2 separate regions of the Homo sapiens genome follow, and region 1 is linked to region 2. Evidence: read pairs that join two places in POLR2A ChIA-PET (ENCODE). Cell type or tissue: MCF 10A. All regions are shown on one strand.

What was found. ChIA-PET counts read pairs that join two places held together with the same protein. Peaks named below come from ENCODE experiments on the same cell type or tissue, not always from the same donor. Only the 100,000 strongest peaks of a DNase experiment are listed, where the experiment ranks them.
Region 1: POLR2A ChIA-PET joins it to region 2 with 7 read pairs; 3 of 35 experiments call an interaction of 5 or more read pairs at or near these places.

Annotation. Positions count from the first base shown.
Region 1 is chr3:189,707,912-189,712,911 of GRCh38, forward strand. All of the region lies in intron 1 of TP63 (tumor protein p63), which reads left to right. Among named protein-coding and RNA genes, the nearest start is that of TP63, 79 kb to the left of the region's middle. In MCF 10A, no CTCF peak of the experiment used is centred here; a DNase peak (open chromatin) is centred at 2,880.
Region 2 is chr3:189,274,548-189,279,547 of GRCh38, forward strand. All of the region lies in intron 4 of TPRG1 (tumor protein p63 regulated 1), which reads left to right. Among named protein-coding and RNA genes, the nearest start is that of TPRG1-AS2, 36 kb to the left of the region's middle. In MCF 10A, no CTCF peak of the experiment used is centred here; a DNase peak (open chromatin) is centred at 2,484.

The DNA of each region.
Region 1 (5,000 bases), 430 kb after region 2:
CGTACATACATATACAAAGACATGCAAGTATCTATAAGGTGAATCCTAAAATTTCATAAAACAATACTTGTTCATATTACATGCAGTGAAATCTGATATATTCCATGTCGTTCCATTGCCTTTTATTCTATTTCAGAGTCATCTATGTTTTTTTCGTTCCTTCTTTATTTTCTTAAGCTGGCTGTAGCCCACTAAATTGTTTTCATGATCTCAATCAGCAGAGTGAAAAATCATCTTTTAAAGCAGCCTTGACAATACCTAAGCTTAAAAATGGTTTACTAACATTGAATTCAATTTGTACAATCTTTTAACTTCGAACTTGGAACCAGTTTCAGCAAACAATGTCTCTGCCAGTAGTAGCAGTCATGAGAAATACACGGACTTAAGGAAATCAACCTGTTGTTTCGTGAACAACAGTTTCAAAGAAACCACAATCTATCTTTGTTTTCTCGTTTGTTTGTTAGCTACAGCCTGATTTTTGGTTCAGTCATTTATACAAGTTGTGCCAAAACCTAAACTGTATGATTGGCATACAGCAGTATTTAATTTGGTGGATTAATTTCTTCTCTGGAATGGATGCATCTAATTTCTGAGGAAAACCTCAAATGACATGTCCTTACTGAGAGATGGCATGCCAAAGTGGCTTGTGGTACCTGACATAAATAGAGCTGTGAAGCATGTTTGCTGACCACGAATGAACAGGTTGTAAAGGGAAGCACGTGCAAGGGTGCTTTTAAGAGTAGACTGGGCAGGGTCTTGAACCCCTAAACCCACCTGGAACTCAAAGACACAGATTTCATTCATTAATTCTGTCACTATCCACTATTCTACTAGAATCTATAATGAACATCGCCTAAACTGCTAAAAAAAATAATATGCGAAGGAAGACTTTCATTTTTTATAATACTTAAAATAGGATTACTCCTCTTAGACTTCTTTATACCCATACATTGCTTCACGGCTCAGAGACATTGCTGGAACACGAGAGTTAAGAGCCTTTACGTTGTGTTCAAGAAATTTTAGAGTGTCAGTTTGTTTTTTCACAGTTTCCACCAAAAGCAATCCTCTTACATACCTAGAATATATTTTACTGTGGTATATCTCAGTATTATCCCCATATAGTTAGTTAGATTCATCCTTGTTTGCTGTTTTATTTCATCATCTCACTTTTAATCCATTATCTTATGGTACATTATTTTTCTTGTACATCATGAAAATGTACACTGCAGCTGAAATATGAATTTTTGTATGTAATTATTGCTCAGCTTTTTTGAGAACAAGGAAGATACAATATGAAATAAATTACTACTTTTCCCTTTTGGTATGATTTTAAATTTGCTTTTAGAACAAATTATTATGATGGTTTTCTATTCTGAATCTAAATAGCCTTTTTTTCCATAAGAGTTGAATTAATAAATTTGTTATAGCTTTGCTTCATGGAACTTTAACAAACATCAAGGTTATATTTCTGTCTAATCCCTTCATCATTCTGTTGTCCTATTTATGATTTTTTTCTTTTATTTTTCCACTATGGAGCCCACAGTCTGAAACCGAAGCATACTATTACAACTTTGTCTTCATTTTTATTTTAAATTTGTCTTATTTAAGACAGCTTTATGTTATTTATTCTTAATGGAAAATGCACTGAGGAGAACTTTTTTTATTTGCTTTTTTAAAGAATTACAATTGTGCCACTGTACTCCAGCCTGGGCAACAGAGCAAGACTCCGTCTCAAAAAATAATAATAATAAAAAAGAATTACAGGTGCTTTTTACATTTATGCTGTCCTCAATAAATGTTCTTCAGATCATTTGTCCTGTTCTCTGATTTATAATTCCTAAGAGGACACTTTAGGAGGCATACATGGGAGGCAATGTAATATGGATAAGCTACAGTTAGGGATGATATAACTCAGGATTGTAGTTTTCCTTTGAAGGTGGGTCATACAACTTAACCTTTGCTCACTTTTTCTCCATCCATAAGATGGACATGCATTACCTTGTTTATACTTTTTAGGAATATTTTATAAATGAATAAACATATTTATCAATAAATGCTTTGAGTTATTTAAAGACACTGTAACCATATCATTTACTTAGTAATAGCAAAAATAGGGGGTTGTGTAATGTCAAGTACTTATTTGAATTTGTTATGTTTTCAAAAATGGTCCATGTTTCACTAGACTTAGACTATACTATTAAATCATAGAAGTCTGTGTATATGTTAGGGAAAGGCGTGGGGAGAGAAAAGGAAAAGAGAAAACATACCTTCACTGTGTCCCTTGTAAGTATAGTTTGTCAGGTAACCCTCCTAACAGGCCTAGGGGATAGATATTATTACCTCCCTGTTGTAGAGGAGAAAAATATAGCTGAAAGAGGCAAAATAACTTGCCTGAACTTATAATCAATATGTGACTGAGCTAGGATTTGAACTCAGCTACAAAACTCAGCTTTACAGGTCACCACTCAGTTTCTCAGCTTTCAGATTCCTGCTTTGGAAACATGTTAGCAATTAAAATAGAAAAGGGCAGGGATAATTTAATTAAAATACTTAATTTATAATGTTAGCCAAATAGATTTTTTTTTTAGCTTCCCTCAATATTTCCATTACTGCTTTAGTTGCAGTTTTGGATTATTTCTTATTTTATCTTGCTGATTTGTCCAACTCTAGTTCCTGGACTCACAAAAATATACTTGCTAAAGATGCGTTAAAGTGCATGACCTATACTGCAATTTCTCTACATAGTTATTTATGTGCTTAAAATGGCCATCTTGGAGAGTGCCTGAAGGTTGAGCTAGAGGAGGGTGATGGAAGGAGGGGTGATTCAACAGAGTCAGGGAAATTCCAGATGACATGGGTTGCCAGATTTCCTGCTGGCCTTTCACTGCCAAACTCCACCTCCTGCTCTTCTTACACAGCTGTGTGCTTCATTAAATAGTGATGTCTACAAATCACAGCAGTGTTAAAAAATGCAGAGCAGGGGGAATTCCTGTGCACTGACTGCTGCCAAGTTCCTAGAGTTTTAACAGCACACTCATCAAACTGCCTCTCTCTTCTCCAAAAACTATAAATAAGTTCAATATCAAGAGTGTTTTCATCAATTATAATGCCTCTCTGTTCTCTTGGAGAGTTGGGAATAGTATATAGACACATTGGTTACAGTGCCCATGTCTAAGGCAATATGGTAGGGGTCATCTGTTGTCAGAGATAAGACTTTTGACCTTGATGTTGCCACTGTTCTTCCAGTTGAGCCAGGAACCATTACTTAATCATTTACAGCATAGATTTTCCCATCTACAATTTGCTTTTCAGAAACCAGCCTTGTGGAATTTAGGCCAAGAACCTGGTTGCTACTGCTCAGAGTAGGTATAGGAGAGGTATGCATTTAATTCAACAATTCCTCTTGAGGGTTTCTGTGTACAAGGTCCTGTGCTGGGTGAGGTTCTACCTCATCTTTAGCAAGTATATTTTTGTGTTTACAATGACAACATTAGTAAGACAAGGCTGCTAATACATTCATAGTACCCGTGTGAGGTGAGTGCTGATGAGTGGTCCACTAGAGTTGTTAAAAAGTGCCACAGGAACGTGGGGAAAAAAATAGAAATTTTACCTGGAGGATTGGAGACATTTCAAGGAGGAAGTAACATTGGCTCCAGGCTTTAAAGAAGAGAGGGGTTTAATAGATAAATCTGGAAGTACTCCAGATAGAGGGAAGAATGCAAACAAACGGGTAGAGAACGGAGAAATTCAGTGAATTGTCAGAATAGTGTCTTGCCTTGTGTTGTAGCAGTACCATAATGACTGACAGCCTACAGTACTCTGACAATTTAAAAAATATAACCTGTTTTCTTTCATGTGGGTATAATGTCTCCAGTTAGGCCTATCCACTTTTTATGATCTTATACCAGCTGGATCCTTACACTGATGTATGGGCTTGAGCAAAGAATATAAGGCGGAGATAGGTAGGCTGATGGAACTTCCGTGATAGGAAGCTGTCATGTTGGTTTGGTGGATGGACAGAGGAAGAGCAAAAGCATGAAGGAGAAAAGTGGAAGAAGTGTGGAGGCCACTTGAAGAAAAGTAGTAGCTAAATGGTAGGCAGGACTCGAGTCAACTTTCTTCTGGAAAGTTTCAGGACTGAATCTGGAAAAGGAAAACACAGAACAATTAAAATTGATGTGCATTTATTGAGCACATACCTTGCACAAACACTACAATAGGCACCGTGGTAGACACTGAGATACAATAATGCATTTCCCTGTCCTCACTTACGAGGACAGGAAACAGACACGTAAACAACTAACTACTGCACAAGGTAGAATTCAGTCACAGAGGTCAGTTTGTCACAGAAATATGGAAGAAGACATTTTTGATTGGAGAGGAATAAGAAAGTTTTCTGAAATATTCTGAGGTAAGAAGTGAAGATTAGCTAGGTTATTAATAAGTCTTAGTCCACTAGGAGTGCTGTAACAAAATACCATAAACTGGGTAACTTACAAACAATAGAAATTCTCATGGTCCTGGAGGCTGGAAAGTCTTAGATCAAGGCACTGGTGGATTCCGTCTGATGAGCACCAGCTTTTTCATAGGTGGCACCTTCTTGTTTTGTCCTCACATGGTGGAAAGGGCACACAGCAGCTCTTTGAGGCCTTTTTTACAAGAGCACTAATCCCATTCATGAGGAGAGGCAGTAATGATTTAATCACCTCCTCAAAACCCCACCTCTTACTATCATTACCTTGGGGGTTAGGTTTCAACATATAGATTTGGTGGGGTGAGGGTGGGGACACAATTATTCAGATCACAGCAATAAGAAGACAAATATGGAAAGGTGTTTCAGATTGAAAGACAGAGTAGGCAAAGAGAAAGGTTATAAAATGCAAGGACTATTTCAGAAATGAAGGTAGGATTATGAATTATGTTTTATTATGAGATGAGTTTAAGCTCAGATCATTAGGTGTCTTCAGAACCATGCCATTGAGTTTGGGCTTTGATCTTGA
Region 2 (5,000 bases):
TGAGTAGTAATCGAGGGTAGGGCCCAGATAGTAGCACTGAGACTTCTCTGTGACTCTGGTATCAGAGCACAGAATTTCTAATGTACTTTCAGTAAACTTTGACCACTGATTCAAATTTTTGCAAAATAATCTCCAGGATTTGCTACCTTCTCTCTTTTCCCTAGACTGAAAAAGGTGAGGCTTGTCCCTCAACTTGGAAATAGGTATTTCTTACCAATTTAAAAACATTTGAAGATAATCAATTAATTTTGATAACATTTAAAAGCATATGAACAGTTAATTCCCACCTTAAATTGAATTTTGACCTGTGCTTTTTTTTTCTTATAAAAATAAATAATAAACAAGAATCACTAAGTTTTCCCAAGGGCATTTCTTGATAATGTAATGAGTGTGTGTGTGTGTGTGTGTGTGTGTGTGTGTGTGTGTGTGTGTATGAAGTCATTATTGACTAACAATTGTAATCCACAAAACCATGCATTCATCAAATATTTATTGAGGTTAAGGCACTGCATGTATTTATGTCTTCTGATTGCTCTAAGTAGAAGGGAACAGAATCACCTGCAGTGAAGTCTGAGGCCTTTTTCTTTTTAGCTGAACTTCAAATCAATCTTCTACTTGACAACTTGACTTAAACAACAAACAGCATACATACAGTGTTATTTCAATACAGATCCAAACAATCTTAATAGAATAACCATGCAATGAGCATGAATATGTGTACATCCCTGTTTTAGATGTTTTAGTCATATAGAGCCAAGCAACACAGTTCCTGCTATAACTACTACATGCTCTAGTAGCAAGGATAAGTCAAGTATATATACAGCTATATTATAAGGTGCAATAAGGATATGCCAGTGGAGACGAATTGACAATAAAGAGAATTCATACAGTTGTGACTGCATCTGGGCAACACAAAGGAAATAGTATAAGACGAGACCTTTGGAAGATAGTAACAGGTGGGAAGTTGGGATGTGAAGAAAGGGTTAGAGGGAAAGGCTATTCCAGGGAGAAGGTATAGCAAGAATAAAGCCATATGGTCAGGAAAGAAATTCAGAGAACAATCAGCAGATGTGGTTTTGCTTGAATATAATGAAGGTATTGTGGATGTGATAAAGTTAGAGATTGGGGCAAATAGGAGAGGCTTTGAATGCCAGTGTAAAATGTTTGTATTTTCTTGGTGGCAATAAAGCTACTGTTGTATTTTAAATAGGGAAATGCATCCATTTTAAATGAGGAAGGGCATCCAATTGTTATTTCACACACACAAACACACACAGATTTTGCCATGCCCTCTATAGGTCCATCACTATGTAAACTGTTGAGGATTCAAAGAAAATAGACAATCTCATACCTCAAAGTCTTCAGTGGGGAAGAGAGGCAAATACAATAATTTTCATAAGTATTGTAGGGATATCTTGTTCAGACACCTAGGGGAATCATAGAAAGCTTCTTAAAGGAAGTGAACCTTAAGCATTGGTTGGTTAAGGGCTTTCTAGATGCAAAAAAAATGAGAAGTGCTACTCCAATAAGACTCTTGAAACAGTATATGTGATGATAACACAAGGAACACTGAGAGGGGAAGGCAAGGTAAGGAGGGTGTGAAGGGAGGCCAGTGAAGAGGCTGCCACGATAGAATTGGTAAGAGGGAATGAAAGGCTGAGCGATGGAAATGGCTGTGAAGATGAAGAGGTGGTGGCCCCCATGGATGTGGCACAACAGCAGATCTTGATTTGGTGCTGGAAGTAGGGGGTTGTGGTTGGAATTGCAGAAGTGGAAGAGCATTTTAAAAAAGTTAAAATGGATAAGACTGGAATTCTGAAGGGGGAAGAAGGATGTCATTAGTAGGCATGTGGCAGTCAGGAGAAGCTGGTTTCAAAGGAATTGTGTGAAATTTAGTGTTGAGTGACTACTAGAAAGCAGAATAGGCAACTTCCCATAAAATTGAGTTGTGAGCAAAAATTCTTGGGCTCTGATGTCATGGTTTTCCTCCTTTTTTTCTCCTGGAAAATTCCAAGTCATAAGACAAGTGCCCAAATATTGCCTCAAGCATGCTTTAAAGTACTGATGTCTAAGGGATTTCATTTTAGGAAAAGCTTAATAGATCATGTGTATTAATCATAAAGTGTAAAAACAAGACATTGTTAACAATCCCTAGTCTCTTCCTTGGCTTGGCTCATGGCTGTTCTAAATAATACCTTGGGATTATTTATGATGACAGGTTTGGCATTCTGCTTGGAACATATACATGCCCCCTTAAGCAAGCTGCTTCCTTGGGAAGAGACCAAGAGAGGCAGGGTTTTTCGAAACACCTAATTTTCATTTCTTCCTCCTTTCTTTTTTTTTTAGTTAGTGGATAAAATGAGTGATTACTGGACAACGTATATATTTTTTAATGACTCCAGATGCTTTCGGGATGAATCATAGTAGCCTCCTCTCTTTGCCTCCTTGTTACTTCATTTCTAACTCCATTTCTGTCTCCACTATAATTGCAGCACTGGGTGAGACGCTGCTCGAGGAGGAATTAGCTGAACTGTGGTGGTTTGGCAACAGAAAGATAGAGGAAGTAACATGGAACAGGAGGTCTGTGAGAAATGTGCAGCCATGTGGCTTTCTGCCCAACCAAGGCAGCTTTCCCTACAATCCCCAGCCCTCCAAGGGCTTTTAAAGCATTGAGTGTGTGATGGGGGTAAGTCCGTATGCTGCACTTACTCCAAACATAATTATCAAGCTATAAAGGAGACACCTTAAACACACACATACGCACACAACACCTCATACCATAAGATCCCAGGGGAATTTCAAAACCACATACATATTTCAAAAAACAGTAAATTCAAAATAAAGAGAGGAATTGATTTGGGTGGTCTGATAGTTTGGTGGAAAAAATGCAGTCAATAAGATTAAGAATCAGAATAAATACAGCTCTATGCTATTAGAAAAAAGCTTCATTTTTTAAAATGTGTTTTTTCATTTTTGATTCAAGTCTTACCAAATCAAAATGTGTCACTCATCAGATGTTTGCAGTGAACACGTTTGGACAGTATACAGAATAGAGAAGATTAAATCAAAGTTTAACGTCTTGAAGTGCTGAAAGTCAATTAATTAATTAGAAAGATAATTGTTGGAATTATGTATAGGCAACTTAAATCCAAAAAAGAAAATTAATATATTAAGGAGCATGAGAAGCATCAATCCATGAATTCAAATGTATTTTACAGCTTTACGAGTCCAATCCCACATTGTTGGAATCACTATTATGTTAGCTGGCAGGATGGAAACTGGTGTCTGCTTCAACTTACTCAAAAATGGGGAACTCACTACCTCCTCAGCCAGCATATTCTGTTTTTAAATAAGATATAGCTGTTACAAACTTCTGTTTTTACAAATCTGATTCATCAGTGCTTCTTTTGCCTCTGAAGCCACGTCGAAGCCTATTTCTTTGTATCCATAAGCACCTTTCAGATTTGTGAGCATTACATCATTTCCTTTCTCAGGCTTTGTGTCTGCAGGCTGATCAACCCTCTTTCCAGAGGACTTCCACTCCTATGCAGGATGTTAAAGCCTCTGCCACCATGCTCCTTCCACATGCCCTTTGTTGCTTGATTAGGCTTGGTGGCTTTTCTTTCCACAATATTCTGCCTTTGTAGAGTTAAAATGATGCTTTGACCCCAAGTCTCAGGAGCAGTGAAGGGCCTGGGTAACCTATTGCCTGGGTTATCAGGTGAATCTTCCCAAGGTGAGCATTTGGGCAGTGGTTGCTCGAGTGCCCTGGGTGGAGAGAGAGCAGCAGGGGTCTACAGGTCAGGAGTCTGGATTCTCACAGGCCTGTGTCTTCTAACCCAGTTCCAAGTGCTGGAAGCCGGTGCTGGAAAGCAGATTGCTTTACGTACTGTGAGCAGATTGTGTAACCAGACCCATAATGTCCCTTGTCAGTAATGGGCTAAATGATGCTATGAACAATGCCAATTTCTATCCATCTCTGTAGTCCATATGCTTGTTAAATAAGGTTAAATGTGGCATCATGGAGGAAAAAAGGTACTTAGGACTTAGGAAACCTAAACCTAAATTCTTGTTCTGGCAAGCGTCAAGATCTAACATAGCCTCAGTTTCTTCCATCTGAAAACATCTCCTATGCTTCTGTGTGTCAAGTATTGTGCCAGAGCTCTATAAACTTTGTCTCTCACATTCAAAGCACTGTAATCCAGGTGTCATCACCACCACTTGACAGCCATGTCCTGGAATTTGAAACCAGGTCTGCCTGTGATCTTCTTTTCTCTTCCATCACCCCCTTGCTAAAATGAGGCAGAGGGACTAGAACTCGTATATACCCATGTATAATATGCCATTTCCAGTCCCAAGTACTTATGCTCATATTCCTAAGAAGTGTATATATTGCATACAAGAGCAAAACTCCATAAATGAAACCTGTTAAAATGTATTTGACATCAGAGTTGTTCTAGTGGTGGAGGTAGGCAAACTTTTTCTCTAAAGGACTAGATAGTAAATATCGTAGATTTTATGAACTATACAGTATCTGCTTCAACTGCTAACTCTGATGTTGTAGAGTGAAAGCAACCACAGGCAATATATAAATGAGTGAATACACCTGTGTTCCAATAAATCTTTATTTACAATAACAGGCAATGGGCTTGATTTGGCCAGCAGATCCTAGTTTGCCAACCTTTTCCTGAAGAGAGTGGAGAGTCAGAATAGTGGAGAACAACTCTTGGTGGGCCCTATTCTATCCTGTTCAACTTTCTATGCATGATTCAGTTGAAGGTAGAGATCACAACTGGGAAATCTGCAAATTCCAGGACATCAGGAATGTTCTCTAATATACGTTATGACATAATTGGGGTGCAGAAAGAGGCAAGTATGCCCTAGTGCTTAGGATTATTGTCTTTGGAGTCAGGTGGACCTTCATTCAGATTGTAGCTCTATAATTATCTATTTGGAGAAACTAATTTGTGTAAATTATTCAATCTCTCTAAACCTTATTT